2 separate regions of the Homo sapiens genome follow, and region 2 is linked to region 1. The links are chromatin contacts, found by Hi-C or POLR2A ChIA-PET in ENCODE. All regions are on one chromosome and are shown on one strand. The core of a region is the stretch at or near the end of the contact, and the rest is flanking DNA. Distances in the headings are between cores, read along the strand shown. Region 1 overlaps WWOX (WW domain containing oxidoreductase). Region 2 overlaps WWOX (WW domain containing oxidoreductase).

What was found. A loop is a pair of places that touch in the nucleus more often than their neighbours do. ChIA-PET counts read pairs that join two places held with the same protein, here RNA polymerase II (POLR2A). Pooled maps may share reads with other maps.
Region 2: a map of HepG2 shows a loop between it and region 1 (9-fold over the local background). The contact joins two enhancer-like sites. A Hi-C loop is called at or near these places in 1 of 168 maps with a recorded cell type or tissue (HepG2) and 1 of 50 pooled maps. POLR2A ChIA-PET finds 5 or more read pairs at or near these places in 4 of 52 experiments (HepG2, OCI-LY7, activated CD4-positive, alpha-beta T cell and 1 more).

What each region holds. Positions count from the first base shown.
Region 1 is chr16:78,457,800-78,464,428 of GRCh38, forward strand. The region is part of intron 8 of WWOX (WW domain containing oxidoreductase); the gene reads left to right. LOC124903728 (a long non-coding RNA gene) reads right to left here. Exons shown (of 3, transcript XR_007065127.1): 1 at 4,944-6,629; 2 at 4,741-4,851; 3 at 3,997-4,549. Among named protein-coding and RNA genes, the nearest start is that of WWOX-AS2, 39 kb to the right of the region's middle. Within about 2 kb of position 3,817, at least 2 of the 41 ENCODE cell types and tissues checked have a DNase peak (open chromatin) inside an H3K27ac peak, as active enhancers do.
Region 2 is chr16:78,501,830-78,508,458 of GRCh38, forward strand. The region is part of intron 8 of WWOX (WW domain containing oxidoreductase); the gene reads left to right. Among named protein-coding and RNA genes, the nearest start is that of WWOX-AS2, 5.1 kb to the left of the region's middle. Within about 2 kb of position 2,910, at least 17 of the 41 ENCODE cell types and tissues checked have a DNase peak (open chromatin) inside an H3K27ac peak, as active enhancers do.

The DNA of each region.
Region 1 (6,629 bases), core at 2,567-5,066:
CAGCTACTTGGGAGGCTGAGGCAGGAGAATGGCCTGATCCCGGGAGGCGGAGCTTTCAGTGAGCCAAGATCGCCCTACTGCACTCCAGCCTGAGCGTGAGACTCTGACTCAAAAAAAAAAAAAAAAAAATTAGCTGGGCGTAGTGGCAGGTGCCTGTAATCACAGCTATCCAGAGGCTGAGGCACCAGAACTGCCTGAACCTGGGAGGCGGAGGTTGCAGTGAGCCAAGATGGTGCCACTGCACTCCAGCCTGGGTGACAAAAAAAAAACTTTACCTGGGCTTAGTAAGTTGCCTGACTTCTCATCCTGGAGTTCGTATCCCCTTGTTTCTAGAAGAGAAATCCCTCAGATGTGAAGGTGTGTTCCATGATTTTGTCGAACTTGCCCTACATACTGTTTTATTATATATTCTGCCCACTTCTATTCCCTGCCAATTAATTAATTGTTTCATTGGTATAGTTTTTTTTTTTTTTTTTTTTGATACAGGGTCTTACTGTGTTATTCAGGCTAGAGTACAGTGGCGTGATCACAGCTCACTGCAGTCTTGACCTCCCAGGCTCAAGCAATCCTCTGGCCTCAGCCTCCCAAGTAGCTGGGACTATTGGCAATGCCACCATGTTCGGCTAATGTTTTTAATTTTTTATAGAGACAAGGTTTCCCTATGTTGCCCAGGCTGGTCTGGAACTCCTGTGCTCAAGCCATCCTCCCACCTCAGTCTCACAAAGTGCTGGGATTACAGGTACAAGCCACCATGTCAGGCCATTGGTATACCATTGTTTTTCTTAAACATTTATTTATTTTCTTATATTTACAGCATATGTGGTCATTTAAAATTATTTTATAGCATATAAAAGTAAAAAGAATATAAATTAATTTTTTAGCATTAATATTAGGGAAGATAATCTGACATTTAAAAATACATGTCTATATGTGTATACATACATAGAAGTATATATATAAATACCAGTACTAGTGTCTGCTAATAGGTGGCGCCACTTTTTATCTGTGTGTGTTGGGGGTGGAATTAGCATGTAGAGGTTGGCAAAGGGGACAGGAGACTGTGGGATGATTAGTATATTCTTATTTGGCCTGGGAGGGAAAAAAAATCTTTCATTTCCAACAATATTCATTCTCTGTGTCACCTCAGCATTTAATTTACTTCCGTCACAAAACTACTTGAAGTTGTCCCAGGCTAGTTGGTCCTATTAATTACAACCTAGAGGGATTCTATTAGTAAACTAATGGATTACAGTACCTAAATGGAAGCCAGCAGATGACTTTGGAAGGACTGATCCGCAAGGGCCTTCTGTGTGAAGATTAAATGAAGCTTCCTTTAGCCTTCTCAGGTGGCCACAGTTTCCCATAACCTTAGAGATTATCTAGGCCAAGGCTATTAATTTAGAGATTAAGAAGCCAAACCCAGAAAGGTTGAAAGACTGTCGTAAGTTCACACTGAAAGAGAGTGGTGTAATGCCCTTTTCACCAGGCTCCAAGAAATTTGCCTATTTTATGTTTTAACGGACATGGTATCCCCAGCATTTTTAATAAATGCCCTTTTCTTGCATAAGTAACTGGATATTTCCGAGTGGCCTACAAGTGGAGCGTGATTTCATCTTTCATCAAGAGAAGCAGCTTTTCCTCCTCTTGTATCCGTTTTCTTCCTTTTCTAACTATCAAGGTCATGCGGTATCTGCCATTTTGCATATTCTTGCTTTGCTTCATGTTTTCCTTAAACTCTGTGCACATGAATATTTGTGGTATATGGCTTAATTGTAAGCGATCAGGCATCAATGGCTTTTTATGAGGCAAAATCTACTTTCTGCATTTGCGTGTGCCATTATTATAGATTGCTGATGTTTGCCAATGGATATTCTTGGAAGTCGTCTTCTGGTTTAAATGCAGTTAAGTATTTAAAAATAATACCAGTGACATGTTTGCATTTACATTCAGCCTGAAGGCCTACTTGATGCTGCAACTGAAAAATTGTTAGACTAGATTTTATTTTATTTTAATTCTTTTTGAGACAGGGTCTTAGTCTGTCACCCAGGCTGCTGGAGTGCAGTGGTGCAATCATGGCTCACTGCAGTCTTGACCACCCTGGCTCAGGTGATCCTCCCACCTCAGCCTCCCGGGTAGTTAGGGCTACAGGCACACGCCAGCACACCCAGCTAATTTTTTGTATTATTTATAGAGTTGGGTTTTTCACCATGTTGTTCAGGCTAGTGTTGAACTCCTGGGCTCAAGCAATCCGCCCACCTCGGCCTCCCAAAGTGCTGGGATTACAGGCATGAGCCACTGTACCTGGACTCCACTATGCCTTCCCCTCCCCTTCCCTCCCTTCCCCACCCTAAAGAGTCTCGCTCTTTTCCCCAGGCTGGAGTGCAGTGGCACTATCTGGGCTCACTGCAACCTGTGCCTCCCGGATTCAAGAGATTCTTGTGCCTCAGCCTTCCAAGTAGCTGGTTTTGCAGGCATGCACCACCACACCCAGCTAGTTTTTCTATTTTTAGTAGAGGCGGAGTTTCACCAAGTTGGCCAGGTTGTTCTCAAACTACTGACCTCTCCTCGGCCTTGCAAAGTGCTGGGATTATAGGTACCCCGCCTGGCTGATACTTTCCTTAGTTGTTTTCAGTGTAATAACCTGTCTTCAGTCTACTCTTTGTCCTTTTCTCTCCTTTCCTCCCTGAATACTCAAGCTTCCAGTGCACAGATTTCTCCAACCCTGAATGTGACTGATACCAACACCATACTAGCTCTTCCACAGATGCCTGTTTGTTTTGCAGAACACTGGCCTGAATGACTCAGACTTGGAGCTTGAAAGAGGGAGAACTGATGTGGCCTGTGGCAGACGTGTCCAATGACCTGCTGTGTCCTTGCTTTTGAAGAACTAAAGAGTAGACTTGACCACTTTTTAAACATGACATTCGATCCACGTGGCATAGCAAGGATGGGATCCACAAGATGGAGTGATCTTTACGCCATCCTCCTGACCATAAATACTAAATGAATACTCTATTTCAGTTGAGTTTTTAGTTTGCTCTGTTACGTGAGGACACATCACTTGCACCTCAGTGTGAGTTTGAAAGTGTTTTCTCTGGAGAATAATTCTGAAGAAATAGGCCCTCCAGATATCAGTAGTGACAGGGGTATCAGTAATGTTGATTACTAAGTTCTTGCCACAGGTAGAAGCCATGCTACTGCACAAGTTTCATACTTGAAGAGTGGACATCTGACACAGTGTTGGTGGTTGTTGAAGTGTATGACTATTACTGTGTTGCTTTGGAAGCTTGATGCCATAACAAAAGTGCAGAATTCCATGTTTGATAACTTTCTGACTTGATGAAAATGAATTGTGGATACAGATTTCACTATCCATGAATTGTGGCCTTAACTTTCTCATGTACTTACTTTAAATCAGAGAGCCCACCTGTCCAATTCTAGCTTCTCCTGGGCATCCTGTATTTGACACAGCCCCTCCCAGCATTCTGAGTCATCGTCTGCTGCTCTTGCACTGTCCGTTTTCCAAATGAGGAACTCATCGGTAAGGCCAGAAAGGAAAGGGAGAAAAAACAAACAAACAAACAAACAAAAAATAGGAAAAAAAGAAAGAGCGTATTTATAGATGGTAGAGAATTCTGGGCATGAGAAACCCAGCCAAACAAGTGGAATGTGTGCATAGGTGGGACTGCTGATCTTGTTTTATGAAAGAAATAAAGGCAAGTCAAACAGATCCTTTCGCAAGGATCCCCATGTGTGTATGTCTAACCCAGTGACAGGTAAGGCAGCCAGGAGCTGCTGTTATTTCAGTGCAAAGCTGTTTTCACAATCACAGACATGCACAGCTCAAAAACCCTCACAGGTCACGCCTGAATACCTTCAATGTGCCCCATGTAAAAATACACTGCAAGTCGATTGGACATGCCCTATGAATTATACCTTATTTATGATCGTCGAGCCCTCCCTTTTCCCGTCATGCTTTAGAATTATGGGCTGGAGCAGTTTTTAATACTCTATTTATTTTAGGGGAGGAAAATGTTTTTCTTTAACCACAACATTCATGCAATACCAACTGCTGGCAGTTTCCCCAGCATTTAAGGAAATATTGTTGTAAGACTTTTATGTTCTGTACTTCAATCAGCTAGAGCCAGCAGTATCCCAATGGAAGGACCCTCAACAGACCATTTTCAGCATTTTGCTACAATTAAACTCCTCTGGTTTTAGCCCTCAGGCAATTTAGTACCTTTTTACATATGCACATTATGAACTTTTGACCAGGGTCTAGCAGTCATATATTAGAATGCTGCTCTTGAAGGCAGGCTTAACAAGTTCCTCTGAGTATTACAGTTGGAGTCAGTTGTGGAAAAGGTAATTTAAGCAACTTGCAGCGAGGCCATTCAGAATCTCAGCGATGATCCTAAATATCTTTCTCTCTTGCTCACGCTCTTTTTTTTTTTTCTTGTTTCCTCTGGAAGCTGGTAGCAGGAGCTTTCAAAGTCTGTGATTGATCTTTTATTCAGTAGCTAACGAGGGCTGTGATTCTATTAGCGCACTACAAGGCAAGAGAACAGTGATTTAATGAAGTGTCTAGTGAGCCGGCCATAGATTTATCCTGTTGTCGCTAATTTGCAGCGCACTTGCCAGCATAAAGGAAACTGCACTCACACTGCTATTAAGCAGGTATTTCCTTAGTAAATTGTTGTAAGGTCAGGTACAGTTATCTGAGCAAAAGCAATGCCTTACCTCTTCAGTGTCTGCAAATGACAGCCGCCGTGCTGAGCGCTCACTGAAGTGGAACCGGGAGATCAGAGGTCCGTCTCCAAGTCGCCCTTAGCGGAGGCAGGAGCAGATGAACTGCCAAGTAGGAGTAATAGAGTCATAATTGGTGATTAGAACTGGAAAGGTGCAATAACATCTTAATACAAACTGGCGTATGTTATAGTTACTGTCAGTTGTTGTAAACTCGTCCTGCCGCCTGGACTAGTTACGCTTCCCTTGATTAGCTCTGAGAAACGAGGCAGCGGGCACTGGGGCAGCCACATAGACAACATCTAAATTTTTGTTGCTTTCCTGGGTCTTGCCCTGTCCTTACTGTTTCCCTTGGGCACGCTGTTCACCCCTTAGGACATACTACAGTAACCTTTTCCCACCACCGTGGGAGGACTGTGATTTTGTAAATGTCCTCTGATCTCTCCTCTTTGCAGGCGCAGTGACATTTATGCACACTGGCTTTGAGGCTCATTGATCTTTTGTTTTATTTGCCTTTGCTGAGGCAGGGGCAGGTCTTTGTTTCATGTCAGATCCGTATCCCACTGCAATTCTGTGTTACTGTAGGAGATTTGGGGTTGGCATGCCAGAGTGAAAACGCGAAAGAAAATAAACAGGCAGCACTGAGGAATTATACACTTGAGCTTGGCATTTTTCTTAACGCAGGGCTATTTTAGGTGCACTGCGCATGTTGGAGGTGCCCTTGCAGGTATAGGTAGGCATTGTCCATCCGTGGTAAAAAGCAATAGAAGAAATTCTTACCCGATGCTTAATGAATTGCCAGGCTGGTTAAAAAGGATAACCCTTGAAACCTAGGGTGTCCAACTGCTAATTTATATAGACTGGAGATATTTCCATGCCTCGCAGCAAAATTTTTCTTTAAATTCACAGAAGCAGCAGCTATCCAGCATTGTCCAGTTGTGCTGAGTAGCTGTCATTATTGATAAACATGTAACTGGTCATTTGTATTGTTTTGAGTAGGATATGGCTTATCAGGATGCATAGTAGAGAAAAATGAGATGAGGTAATGAGATCACATACACTGAAGCATCTTACGAATCTGGCACATAGTAGGTTCTCAATAAATCTTTTTTGATTCTGTGACTGTTAGAATCTGTTGGCTGATACTCTGTCATCTGGCTCTCACTCTGCTCCATAAAACTTGGGTAATTCTAATGCTTACTTCATCCCAGGGCTGATGTGTGTTAGGTTAGGGTTTATGATCAAGTAAAGAGTTTAAAGAAGTGTTTTATGAGGGAGTTTTGTTTGCAAATGATCACCTGGTAATTTAAGAGGGTGAGCTAAACTTCCTCCTTTTCTAGTATGGACCTTTGGGGCTCAGGATGAGGATGTTCAATTTGTACTGCTGGTGGAGCTGCCTTTCCATTAAGTGAGTCTTTCTCCAAGGGAACAGAAGTCTTAGGTTGTTGATCTGGCGGTCAGAACCTAGGACAGGCAAGGCAGTGGGCTGTTGTAGAGGAGATGAAGCTGATCAGAGCACACCCACACCAGTGACAACCGGTCAGGACCTGGGAAGGGCTCTGACCCATTCATCTGAGAGATGTGGCATGAGGAACACTGAGACCTAATGCTTATTGCTTAATATTGTGGACAAGGGACTCTGTGGGTTGTCTAGTACTAAGCAGAATGGAAGGGAAGGATGGAAGGAAGAGAGGGAGAGACGGAGGGAGATGGAGGATGACAGGGAGATGGAGGGAGGCAAAAAGAAAAAGGGAGAAGGAAAGAGAGGAAAGAGGGGAAGGGAGGAAGGAAAGAAGAGAGAGAAGGAGGAAGAGAGGGAAGGAGGCACAGAGGTAGAGAGGCAGGGAGATAATGGAGATCCTGGCCAAAAGTTAATGCTCCGT
Region 2 (6,629 bases), core at 1,660-4,159, 43 kb after region 1:
AGCGATGCCCTGGGCTAATGAAATCAGGCTCCATGGTGGGGAAGGATGTTGCGGTGGGGTTGGGGTGGCAATGAAAGGTGAAAACCACTGTGGTCCCACCTGCCCATCGTCAGATTTCGGTTCCTCTCAGAGTTAACGTAGAAGGTTTCTGGGGGCATGGACCTGAGTCTTATCCCCTTTGCAAAAGTAAGAATTGTATCGTAGCCTGACTCAGGGTTTTAGCCAACTTCTCTGGATGCTAATGCTATTCTCTTCTTTATACTTGTCTTCCTTCCCAGGCACACATCCACTGGAGCTTTGCAGGGCCTATCTGCCCTTAGCCCTCCAATATCCTTTTCATTTTCTTTAATAGTTTTATTGATATATAATGTGCCTACCATATAATTCATCTGCTTAAGGTGTACAATTCAATGGCTTTTAGTGTATTCAGAGTTTGCATCCACCATCACAATCAGTTTTAGAACATTTTCATTAACCCAAGAAAATGACCCCTTAGTCATCACCCCAAATACCTCCTCTCTCCAGTTCCTGGCAACCACTAACCAATCTACTTGCTGTTTCTATGGATTTACCTATTCTGCGTACCTCATATAAATAGAGTGATATGTTAGTCGTCTCTTGTGTCTGGTTTCTTCCTCTTAGCATCATGTTTTGAAAGTTTATCCCTGCGACAGCATCTACCAGTTCATCATTTCTTTTTGTGGCTAAGTAATACGCCATTGTATGGATATACCACATTTTGTGTATCCATTCATTAGTTCATGGATTTTGTGTCTATTATGAATAATGCTGCCATGAGCATCTGTGTTGTCCACAAGTTTCAGCATGGACTTCTGTTTTCATTCCAATATCCTTTGATGACATGTCTTGGCAGTGATGTCTATGACACTGGGCAAGTGTCTTAAAATGTTGTGCATCAGAAAAAAGTCATCATTGCCAAGGCCAGCAGATCTCGAAAAGGGGGCTGGGATACGTTGGTGATTTTTTTCATGCTCTACTTACAGTATGACTCGTAACTGTTAATGGCTGAGCTCCTCCTTAGGTGAAGAAGGAAGGCAATGGCGTTTTCTATTCTGGGCCTCCCTGCTTCCAGCGATAGCAAGGAGCGAAATGAGATGCTGTCTAAGAAAGGAAGGTGCTGCGATCTTTGATTACTACACAGCCTCGGCAGTGTTTGTATGATTAATGAGTCCATGTTTCAGACGTTCCCATTTAATGTATTTGAGCCTTCTAACAACATTGCCTTTCATATGTTGCTGACTGTTTTTGAGATTTATGAGGCCTAACTCGCAAGCGATGTGTGTCTGGATTAAGAGAACCTGAGAATCTCTATTTATGTCTGACCCCAGGAAATTCCCTTTAAGCTGCTTATCAGAGGTGCATGCTGAGAGCATGATGGGAAGATGGAGTCTTCCATCCGCTGGTAAAATCTGGAATCTGCTCTCATTTCATTTTCACTGAACTGAAAATAAGGTAACAGACCCTCAGGTCTACCTATAAGTACCTTCCAACTGTTCCACTTTTGTAAATTTAGTTCAGATAATACATATGCTGAAATTCCTATATCCCCCCCATACTCCAGATCTTCAGTGTGGAATTTAAATATAATTCCTTATTGTAAAAAAAAAAAATTTTTTTTTGATCAAGGTGATTTTGATAAACTAAATGCATCTTTAATTTTACTCACAGCAAAGCGATTCTTTATTTTCTCTCTAAAAGCATAATTGATGTGCCATGATCTTTGTCTTTGCATTTTTAAAACTGAAAGAACATTTCCACACCATTAGAAATAAGATTTCTTCTTAAAAATATTCACAAGGTGCAAACACTTACATGTGTATATGCATGATTTCACCACCAGGGGGCATTGTGGTTTGACTGTCCAGTTAAAGAGCCTGTGTTCTATCAGTTTACCCAGAAACTAGAAGGCCTGCGAGTATTTCTGATTCCTTCCAAGAAGGATTCATATCTGGAAGAGAACAGATGTCGACTCTTTTTCCTCTCTAGCAAACAGTAGTGTTGTCAAATTTGCTAAACTTAGCCAGTTGAAGATTAACATGCAATATATAATATGCATGCGACTAAGTGTACAATAAATAGTAAATCACATTTTTATGCTTTCTCTGAACTTGGAAGCTGCAAGTTATGTTTTTTTTATTCCCTGGGTGTGATGAAATAAATAACATTCAAATACATCTTAAAGATGTCAGTCAGGGGGAAAAAAGTGCTTGGCAACTGTGTTTGATAGATTTCTTTTATGATTAATTCTCCTATTAAGTTTTAATGACTTCAAAGATACAAAGCTAGAAACTACAAAACTAGGCATGGTTAATAAATAACTGAAATACCAGGTGTATAGAAATGCATCTGTGGAAAAATGAAATCATGTATTCTCTAGGATATATTAGGAAATGGCTCTTTGGCAAGTCTAGAGGGTAAAGTATCCCTGAAGGGGGAAAAGGTTTAAAAACAGTAAACTAAAGAAGATTGTTTTTCTGAAAGAAATTCCCAGGAGAAAGGTACTTTCTGAGATTCACATATGTAGATTACATTGTTATGAACCAACATTTATAAGCAAGCTTGATCTCTCAGAATGCGTTTGTCTATCTCAGATTTTCAAGAATCCTCATACAAATTGTCCAGGGTTTCCACCTCGCAGTTTTCTTCCAGGGTTGCTATGGCATGGAAAGTACATTGCTATTTTGTTATGTAAATGCTCAACAGACTGGCTCATTCCAGAAGTGGGCGTCGTGATGCCAGTGTCTTCGTAATACTATCTTTCTTTCCCCTTTAGCACCCAGAACTTATGAAATATGACTCGGTTTATCCTGAACACATCTCTGTGCATCGGGGAGGATGGGAGAATTAATTCCAGTTTCTCAATTGCAAAAGTGAGGCTGGTCATGGGGCTTGGAACCACGCCACGGACGCATGAAGCCTCCCCGTTTACATGCCAAATCCAGAGCTTATGCATCCGTGCTCAGGGCTCTCTGTGGTAGGCAACAGCTGGATTATTTACTTTCTAGAATATCTCGAGTTCTTAATCTGAGCAGTTTCGAAACCAAACCCACATTAATTAATATAAATAATGACTGGGAAACGTTGCAGGACTCCCCGGAAAAGAATGTATAAATTGATGTGTTTTTGTATATGCTTATGTATATGCCTTTGTGCACGAAAGGAGATAAATGGTGTATTTCACACAGTTCCTTCTCCTCCTCTAAGGGATATTATTGTTCCTGAATTTTTCTGAGCCGCCGAAGCACAATAGGGTTTAGAGCGTTCACACCAGGCAGCCCCCACTCTTCAGAACTTCAAATCTAAAGATCTTTTAAATACACAGAACTTACTTTTGAAAGCTGTGGCCCATCCCAAATGAATTCTAATCGTCAGCCTCTAGAATGCCTGGAGTGAGAAAACAGAATATTGTTCTTTTCTGTTTATATTATTTCATACTGAGTTAATACACTTGCCAAGACTCCGAGGCAGCTTCTGGCTTGACAATGCCTTCTTTAACTAGCCTAGTTTCTAGAATAAAGTTCGGGTCCACCAGGCCCTCTGAGTGGGGCTCAGGACACTCTGAGATGGAAGAGACTGGAGAAAGCCAATCTGTTTCTCCCTGAAAATCATCTTACTTTTTTAACGCTTCGTACCTAGATTTGGCCTGGGCAGCCCAGGGAGACTGTTCAAGCACTGGATACCTAGACTCTGCTGGGCTCTAGAGAAGTGCTGGGCTACAGCGCCCAGTGCCCTACCTCTTGGGGCCAGCCAGCCTCACCAAAAAATCACGCTTCTGGCTTGCTCCAAACTCAGGAAGTTGCTGGGAAGTCTGGCTAGCAACACCCTCATTCCCAGTCCTGGCCATGCCTCTCTGCTCTCCCTAGCACAGGGAGCATGCAGGCTTAAGGCTGGAAGAAACCCCAAGCATTTGGCCAGGAAGAGGCAACTAGTTCCAGCTGGCCCACATACTACACTTTAAAAATTACCCAGATGATCTGATTCTGTAGAGAGAGTGGGTGGAGAGGACTCCAGGGCCATGGAGGAAGATTCGGCCTTTCTCTCCCTAATCATGAGCAATGTGATTTGGAGAGAGAAGGACCCGGTTGGCTCTGCAAACCGCATTTCCTTGGCTGAACGCCAGAGGAGAGAAATGATCCGGCAAGAAGACACACCATTCCCCGTCAGCCCCTTCCCGACCCTTGCACCCCTGGATCTTCTGCTGAGTATCGGATTGGTCTGCGTCCAAGAGCTCCTCGCTTGGCCAGCAGGGGCTGCCTGGAGAAGGGGAGGACAGGCTTCGAGTTTTTTGGGTAGTGACTTCTGTGGACGTGAAAAGACTGCACCAGAAATCGGAGGCAGCCCTCCAAACATAACTTGGCCTCTTCGTTCTCCCTGTGGACACACAGGCTGTGTTCTCCTGGCCAAGAGTCCAAGCGTGTTTTTGGCGCGTGCTGACACTCTATATCGCTTTTGCTTCGGAAACGAATCTGGTCAGTGACTTAGCCACTCTATAAAAATGAAGAGCAGAGCTCGAGTGCTTATAACACGTCATTTTTACCCAAGACAGAGAAGAAAAACGAAAGAGAGCCTGAGCATTCCTTTGACTCCCTCCACCCCCGGAAGGTATATTCAGAGTCTCCAAGACTGCCTCCGCCCACTCACATGTTTATGGCCCGGTGAGACCGCATCCTCCCTTTCTATATCTGTCCCTTTTCTGGATGCAGGGACACAGAATCCCCTAAGTGGGAAGAGCTTTGGAGTGGAGGCTGTTCAAAGTTCTGTGGTGATTAATTATTACCTACCCAAGGTCTGGTCATTGCTATACTTGAGTTCTTTTCAGGCTCAAGATCTCTACCTTTTTGTGTGTTTTTTTTTTTTTTTTTTTTTTTTTTTTTTTTTGTACAGAGTCTTGCTCTGTTGTCCAGGCTGTAGTGCAGTGGAACAATCTCTGTATGCTCCCTGCAACCTCTGGCTCCAGGTTTAAGTGATTCTCCTGCCTCAGCCTCCCAAGTAGCTGGAACTACAGGCACCTACCACCACGCCTGGCTAATTTTTTGTATTTTTAGTAGAGACGGGATTTCACCATGTTGGCCATATTGGTCTTGAACTCCTGACCTCAAGTGATCCTCCCACCTCAGCTGCCCAGGGTGCTGGGATCACAGGCGTGAGCCACCGTGCACGACCTCAGGGTCCCTTCTAACCTGTGCTGTTGTCATAAACCCTGGAGGAGAAGCAAGATCTTTCTAGCAGGAGCAACATCATCCCAAATAAAGTGATAGACTTTGATAGTGTTCTTCTATTCATTCAACCAACAGAGAACAAATGAAAAGAATCAGGAGTCTATTGAGGAGACAGAACATGAGTGATTTCTGTGTGCTGACTATATTTAAAGACAAGATTAGCAGTAATATATAAACGTAAATAAGAATTTTTTTCCCCAGCCAAGAACCATAGATTGGACTTCACATTCAAAATGTAAATTGTGCCTAGGAAACATCAATGCTTATTTTAAGCAACTGACCCTTGGGATAAAAATAAAAAGTCAAAAGGAAACAAACAATGTTGCTGAGAAGTGATAGAATATTCTAGTTTATATCTCAGTCATTTTACAGCTCTGGCATTTCTGGGTAACACTTTAGAATACTTCCACTCCGGTTGGTCCATAAAAAGCTGCCTGTGTTTTTATGTTTTGAAAATACACGCAGAGAGACCCACTGCATGTCCTATTAGGCATCTTATCCTTGAGTAAGCAGGCATGCAACATCAGTGTCACACACATATCACCCCCATACTCGACATTCTTTGAGAAATGCCTTGGTCCCGTCTCCAGCCAGATCAGCATTGCACCTCTTGGCATGCGTTCTTACCTGTTGAGGATTTGCTTGAATTATAATATGGTAGAGGAGGAAACACAGTCTTACTGTGCCGTGTGCTGAGCGCAGAGCCATTCTCAGCATCCTGCCTTGATTAATAAGGCGTGAAAGATCCTCCGAATTCGCACCTGTTCAGACAAGCTTGTCCAACCCATGGCCCCCGGGTCGCATGTGGCCCAGGACAGCTTTGAATGTGGCCCCATACGTATTTGTAAACTTTCTTAGAACATCAGGATTTTTATGCACGGACCTTTTATGCATGGACTGTGGTGTTTTTTGATTTTTGGTTGCGTGCGTGTGTGTGTGTGTGTGTGTGTGTGTGTGTGACGGAGTCTTGCTCTGTCACTCAGGCTGGAGTGTAGTGGCATGATCTTAGCTCACTGCATCCTCTGCCTCCCAGGTTCAAGCAATTCTCCGTGTCTCAATCTCCCTAGTAGTTGAGATTACAGGTGCCCACCACCAAGCTTTGCTAATTTTTGTATTTTTTTAGTAGAGACAGGGTTTCGCCATGTTGGCCGGGCTGGTCTTGAACTCCTGATCTCAGGTGATCCTCCTGCCTCAGCCACCCAAAGTGCTGGGATTATAGGCGTGAGCCACTGCGCCCGGCCTTTTTTTTTTTTTTTTTTTTTTTTTTTTTTAACGCTCATCAGCTATTGTTAGTGTTAGTGTAGTTTATGCGTGGCCGAAGACAATTCTTCCTCCACTGTGGCCCAGGGAAGCTAAAAGATTGGACACCTGTAAACAAAAACAACACAG